Linked DNA regions of Homo sapiens: region 1 is linked to region 2. The links are chromatin contacts, found by Hi-C or POLR2A ChIA-PET in ENCODE. All regions are on one chromosome and are shown on one strand. The core of a region is the stretch at or near the end of the contact, and the rest is flanking DNA. Distances in the headings are between cores, read along the strand shown. Region 1 overlaps C14orf93 (chromosome 14 open reading frame 93). Region 2 overlaps TRD-AS1 (TRD antisense RNA 1).

Region 1 (3,518 bases), core at 871-3,370, 620 kb before region 2:
TTCTCAAAAACTGTTCATGGTGATGGTGATGGGGAGCCAAGAGGATGCAAAGGCAAATAATAGAAGGGATAAGAAATGCCTTTTGGTTATCATGTTGCATTTTTAGAATGGAAAGCTTCTCATTTCTAAGAGTCACAGAAAAAAGTATATGAATTAGAGAAAAACAGGCTCGCAGAGCAGAACCTCCTGTTATAGGAGCCCTATTTTCACTTCATTCTGTTACAGAATCACTATCTCCTCATTAGAAGTTGTATGGAAAATATCTGTATCCAAATTTGTATTCGCAGATTGGAGTGAAAGCATAGGAGGTATATGAGGTGCTGAGGGAGAAACTGGAATGTCACAAATGCAGTGACAACCAGGAGACAAAAAAAAAAATCTACTGTAGAATTTAAATTTCATTACAACAAAACTTCTGTATAATAATGCATTTCTATTACACAGCTAGCATCCTACTCTATTTCAAGCAGTATTTGACTCCTAAATACTGACTGCAATAAAGTTACTTGTACAAATTTATAACAAAAGTGGCCCTGTTTGGGCTTTCTGGGTTTCTTACTTGTGCTGAGTGTATTTTTATTCTCTAACAATTCAAGTCAGACCAGTGCTTAATAAATACTGGCTCGACTGTGGATTATTCCACAATTTCAGACCTGCATTTCTTTGAAATCTAGTCACATTTTAGTGATCTTTGTGATCACAACAGTGATGGGAGTTTTTTTTTTTTTTTTTTTTTTTTTTGAAACGGAGTTTCGCTCTTGTTGCCCAGGCTGCAGTGGCAATGGTGCGATCTTGGCTCACTGCAACCTTCGCCTCCTGGGTTCAAGCGATTCTCCTGTCTCGGCCTCCCGAGTAGCTGGGATTACAGGCATGTGCCACCATGCCGGGCTGATTTTTGTATTTTTAGTAGAGACGGGGTTTCACCATGTTGGTCAGGCTGGTCTCCAACTCCTGACTTTAGGTGATCCGCCCGCCTCTGCCTCTCAAAGTGCTGGGATTACAGGCGTGAGCCACCGCGCCCGGCCAGTTACGGGAATTTTTAATGGAGTTTTACCCTTTTTAGCTCTTTTCCACATCACTACAGGTCATCACATATACTTTTTACCTTACTTTTTAGCGTCTCAAAAAATAGGGAGAGCTCTCCCTGAACAGTGCAGAGCCCGTATCCCTGATTTCCTAGGCTATTTGATTTCTACATCCAGGAACGTAGGGTCATATCCACTGTTCTTGCTTTTTCTTCCTAAGAAAGGAGAGAATTCCTCGCACATATATATCGTTGGCTTGGCCTTCCAAAGCAAAGCAAAACTAAACTCTGTTGATTTTGCCTGGGAATCCTCGGGGCCCCTAGTATTGGAAACTTCTTTGAACTGTGAGGAGCTGCTAATTTGCAGGTGACATGTGAAAGAAATGTAACCGAGGCCAGCAGTAACTAAAAGTCGGCCACCACCCAACGTGTGACGCCGATTTGTGGCCACTGTGCTTATAATCGTGTACACACAGGTTTGTGAGCAGCAGAGAACAAAAGCAAGTAAACAAAAACAAGCTAAAGATGGCGTCTGACGGCCTTGAAAAAGCCTCACAGTCTTGTCCCTCCCTGAGGAGGCCCCTCCCCTACCTGACTTTTTGAGTGACTGTTGTTTGCAGCCAATAGTGTCCGTGACCCTGCTCCCCAGCCATCGTCTAACCGCCAATCACCGGGAGCCAGAAGGCAAACGGGGCGGTGTCTCCCCGCGTGCGCGCGGTAGCCGGGTACACGGGCAGGCGCCGCGGATAGTTCTGTCTCCCGCGCGCCCGCCTCCGCCTCTGCCTAGCTGAGTCAGCCCGTGCGGTAGCGCCAGGCACACGCGGTAGAACATCTGTAGGGCTGCAAAGCTGCACCTCCGCGTCAGTTCTCACGGCGAGCGCCGCCTTCAGCCCAAGTTCTCAAAGCTCTCGGGGCTACGTAGTCTACCCTCCCCGGTGACCCGGCGAGATCCCTAGCCGCTCCTCCGGCCGCTCTGCTCTCCGCATCCCTCGCGGGAATGACCCCCTTTACCCGGGACTCCCAGAGCGCACTGTATGGTAGGGCACAGTGGCGAGTCACCCTGTCCCCTGAGGCCTCTTGAGCAGTCGCCGATCTCTGCTTCCCGCGTCGCTGCGATCGCCTTTCCCGTAGCTGAATCACACTGACCCATCGGAAACGGTTCTGCCCTCCCTGGGGTCCACCTTGTCATCCTTGACTAATATTTAATCAACTAACATTTACCAAGTTCTCGCTGGCACGAGTTCTAGGAGCTACTTTTTCATTTTTCAGTTTCTCCATAAATGCAGTGGGTCCTTTAGGCAAACCTGAAATCGGAAATATTAATCTTACCAATGTAATCTTAGCAAATGTAAATAAAAAGGACTGTGCTATACTGGGCTAAAAATTCTCATCCTGCTATAGAAATATACGTGGAATTTTCAGATTACGTGGAATCCTTTAAAGACCGCATTCGGCCTTCTGGGTCTACAGCTCTCTTTTTTACCCCTAAAAATAAGGTCTTGGATTTTTTGCAGACCATTAGTCGAGTCACTCTTTTAAAATGTGGGAAAATAGTATTTTGTGGTATTTACTTAGCTGCTCTTGTGTGATAAGGAGCTCATTTCTGATAAAAATAGGTTTTGAGAGAACCTTTTGACAGGTGAGCCATTTTGCACCTTGAAGTGGAGGAGTAGGACTGACCAACACAGCAGGAGCTTTAAGTGGCCGTTTTCCTTATTTATTTCTTAAAATGAAGATTATGATATGAATTGCCATGCTTTCAGTAATCACATTTAAGGAAGTCTATTGCTAGCATGACCCTGAATGAGTCAAGCACCCATTATAAAAACATATATCATCTGAGTGATACCATATCATACACATCTATTAAATAGTGAGAAAACTTTTATTTTTCATAGTTTGGAGGTGAACTCAGTCATGCAGAAAATTCAAACTCAGAATGGGGAGAAAGCAAGCAAGGGAACTGCCAAGAGTATGATATATTTAGTCCTAACAAAAATGTGACTTGGGAGGAAAGGGATAGTTAAAATTATGGACAGTCTTACCCTGAACTGTCTGTCTAAAGGAGATGAATTGTCTTTCTTTTTTATCTAAATATTTATGAAAAATACCAAAAGTACTGGAAAGTACATTTTTAAGGCTCGTTTCACATTTATTTAAATTAGACCAATACTGAAATGAACCCCAAATGCTTATATTTTTTGCAAACCTAAGTGTGACATCTACTGTCATGTTGTGTTGGCAACGCATCCCAAGATTGAAGATCTTTTTCTCTTTTTTAGACCTAGTCAGTTGTTTTCAGGACTTTCTACTTAAACATGTTGCCATCATTTGAAATTTAAAATGTTAAATAAATACACTTCTTCTCTAATATACTGGTGTCTCCTCTTTTTATTTATTTATTTTTTAGAGACTGGGTCTTGCTATGCTGCCGAGGTTGGTCTCAAACTCCTGGGCTCAAGCGATCCTCCTCCTCCCAAAGTGCTGGGATTAC
Region 2 (3,308 bases), core at 70-2,569:
TTATACATTTCTGTGAGTGCTGAGACACAAGATCCAGCTGCTTGTTGGCTTAGCTGTGTCGTAGAGTTGGGCTGGATTACCTTGGTCTTATTCATAGTGCCTGGACAAACAGGCAACCCTCCATACACTATCAGCTCCAGGTCTTGGAACCAAAGTGAAGCCAAAGATCAGAGTCTGTGTCTTCCTTCCCTCTCTCTTCATTTCTGGAAACATCACAAGAAAGAAGAGAAATTCTGCTCAATTTCATGGGATTGTGAGGGTGTTGTCATTTGGAGTCTAATGTGGATCAGTGGGAACCACAGCCCGTGAGCTTCCCACATCTCCCTTGATCCCCCGTCATGTCATGTCTTCTCTGAGCTTAACTGAGTTTAACCCCCAACTTGCAAGCCAGGAACTGGGGAACGGAATTTAATTTTCCTTGTGCATCTACTGCATGCCTTCAACTTCCCCACAACACTGACTCATATAACTTTCACAGCCAACCAAGGTATGTATTACGTTCTCGTTTTATGAACAAAGAGGACCTAGGAGGTTAAGTAACGTTCGCAAAGTTTTAGAGCTAATTGTGCTAGAGATAGAACTTGAATCTAGATATAAAGTTCTGACAATTTCTATGACCATATACAGCGAAAAGGAAGGAGTAGGCCAATTCTCCTTCTTCCTCTACCTACCACTGTCTTTGTGAAAGGGTCAAGCAATGCTGGGAGGGAGGAGATTCCTTAGCTGTGTCCTTTCCCAGTAGCTCCACTCCCCAGGCCTCCACCACATGTCATGAATCTAATCACTCCAGTGGTCAGCTTCAACTTTCAGCAGGTGCTGGGATTTGGCCAGGGCTTGCCCTGGTAGTCATGTGAAGGGAACAGCCCAGTCACTGTCACATCCTTAGCAGCCCGCTGTCACTCCCAGTGTCCTTAGGGCCAGAACTGACCAGCATCCCAGAAATTCCTGAGCTGAATCTTGTTCCCAGGGACTACTGAACCCCTGAGAAGGAGGGTGGGGGAGAGCCAGATACCCCCACCCACCACTGTGCTTTATCCTCTGACAGGCTGGACCCGAGTGAGGAAGATCAGTGGCAGGAGTGACCTCCAGCCAGACTCCTTCTGCCCTTCACTTTCCCACAATGGGAGGGTGGACCCGCTTGCTCTGGGCCAGTTTCTCATGGGCTTCTCTGAAGCAGGTACTTGCCGATGTGGGAATCCCCATACTCTCAGGGGACCCTGAGATGTTGGGGACTTCCACCCCTCAGAAGAGGGAGGTGATAAAGTTGGCTGGGACCTGCAGGCTCGTCAGCCTCAACTACGTAACAAGTGGCAGGGCTTGCCTGCTTGTGAGAGGCTCTGTTGTCTTTGGAACAAGTTGAAGGAATTGACATTAATATTTTTGAAGTAAACATAGGCCCTGGAACTCAAGGCACAGGCCAAGCACCCCTCAGGTAAAGCTGGGGCCAAGGTGAAACAAGCAGATGCAGGAAGTGCAGCAGACGAGTGGCCAGAGGACAGGTGTAAACCCCAGAGAACTGGTCAGGACTGACTGCAGAGAGGGTGGCAGACACCGTCACTTCTGGCACAGGCTCAAAGGGGTTTGCAAAGAAAGAAAAAGGAAGAAGTGTTAAGACAGTCTGACGGGTGATGAGTGTTCTATTAGGGTGGGATTTTTGCATGTGGGAGAGGACTTCTGATTGGTTTTCAAGTAAACTTTTCAATCTTTGATTCGTTTACTATGTATTGGTAATACATGGGGATTTTCCAGGCTGGGTAGGCCCATACGAGTTTTCCAGTTTTCACTGAATTTGAAAATATGGTCGTCTGCTTTGGGTCTGAGTCTCACATAAGCAATTCTCAACCCCAACTCTGCCTTCTAATCTTAGGTCTTGGGCAAGACTGTTAACCTTTCTGGGCCTCAATTTCCTTGTCTATAAAAGAAAAGGGTTAAACTATGTGATCATCTGGAAACCAACTCTAGGTGCTGAGAAGGCAGAGGTCCCTTCCAGGTGGCCCACCCCTTCCTCGTCCCCTGCAGTCCTCAGGCAGCAGGCTGCCCTTCTGCAATCAGTTTACTTCTGGAAGCTGCTGTAGATACTCAGCCTAATTGGATTTTCCGTGTGTAAAGATGTGAGTAGAGTCACAGAGAGGTTTCCTCCAGGCTCTGAAGGCCTCCAGGATCACTCTGGATGACAAATAGAATTTAATCAGTTGATCAGTGTGCCTAAATCCTCTTGTCATGGTGGTGATGTTTGCAGTTCAATTTCATTTTTATAGAATAAGGGATTCAGTGATTTGGTGAGAAAGGGAGGTGTTTCTTTTGTAACCATGATATTGCCATATTATTTAGCCCCGATTTGAGTGTGGTTCTCTGTTGAGCACCATCCCCAGTGCATTAAATGGAAAGAAACTTCTCTCTTGAAGCTTCCAGTCTGAATCAGCAAGGTGGTTCTCATATGAAAGGTAGACAGATATACAGGCTAGTGCAAAAACACCAAAAAGTTAAACCTGCCTTCCCATGAAGTTGCCATATCTTTGACATTGTGAACAAGCACCAGCAGACAAGTGAGCAAGGAATTAACCATGAGAGTAACATTCCTGTCCCAAATTCAGAGCCATTAATGGTTCAGGAATAGGTCTAGGAGTGCCGAGGTCCTTAGCTGGCACCATCAGCCTACTCCTCTCCCTGATGGATGTGAATAGAGGAAGGAAGGAGAGATTCTTTAATAGACAACTACTGAACAGGAATTTTACATTTACTCTTCTTTTCTACATCCCACTTTTGTAGATGAAGAACCTGAGGCTCACCTTGCTTAAGTGACTTGAGCAGCTTCACGCATCTTGTAAGTAGTAGAGACAGAGTCAAAACCAGATCTTCCTGCCCTCTCTATCATATAAACCACTTACACTGAATTACAAAGTGAAACTGATCTATGGTGAATTGTACTAATGTTCTGCTTCTGCCATGGGCACCAGAGGAGATACCTTTCTTTGTTGACACTAATCTCAAAGGCTAAATTAGATCCCCCAAACTCATTTCCATTAATAACATGTCAAAGGCTTGTGTCATGCGTTAATTTATCCAAAGTGATCTTGATTCTATTTACATTTTGGTGCCACCTTTTAATGTCACCATTTTTATAAATTAAATATGTAATATATAAAGCCAGTCTTCACTTACTGATATGTTAATTTTTAACCCAAACTTCTTAGTCTGACATTCCAGCAATACCGGAGCATTGACAGTTGATAATAGCTCTATGTGCTACCTCTCCAAGAAACAAATTTGCATTTTAACCTGCCCCTTCAATGGCTGAACTTCAAAGG

What was found. A loop is a pair of places that touch in the nucleus more often than their neighbours do. ChIA-PET counts read pairs that join two places held with the same protein, here RNA polymerase II (POLR2A). Pooled maps may share reads with other maps.
Region 1: a pooled map shows a loop between it and region 2 (4-fold over the local background). The contact joins two enhancer-like sites. A Hi-C loop is called at or near these places in 2 of 50 pooled maps. POLR2A ChIA-PET finds 5 or more read pairs at or near these places in 2 of 52 experiments (B cell and OCI-LY7).

What each region holds. Positions count from the first base shown.
Region 1 is chr14:23,005,378-23,008,895 of GRCh38, reverse strand. All of the region lies in intron 1 of C14orf93 (chromosome 14 open reading frame 93), which reads left to right. It overlaps LOC124903286 (a long non-coding RNA gene), which reads right to left. Exons shown (of 2, transcript XR_007064075.1): 2 at 1-2,328. Among named protein-coding and RNA genes, the nearest start is that of C14orf93, 3.0 kb to the left of the region's middle. RefSeq lists enhancers at 392-952, 1,886-2,255 and a silencer at 1,676-1,725. Within about 2 kb of position 2,120, at least 6 of the 41 ENCODE cell types and tissues checked have a DNase peak (open chromatin) inside an H3K27ac peak, as active enhancers do.
Region 2 is chr14:22,381,867-22,385,174 of GRCh38, reverse strand. TRD-AS1 (TRD antisense RNA 1) reads left to right here. Exons shown (of 5, transcript NR_148361.1): 3 at 2,770-2,824; 4 at 3,195-3,308. It also overlaps TRA. Among named protein-coding and RNA genes, the nearest start is that of TRD-AS1, 99 kb to the left of the region's middle. RefSeq lists an enhancer at 812-1,521. Within about 2 kb of position 1,319, at least 3 of the 41 ENCODE cell types and tissues checked have a DNase peak (open chromatin) inside an H3K27ac peak, as active enhancers do.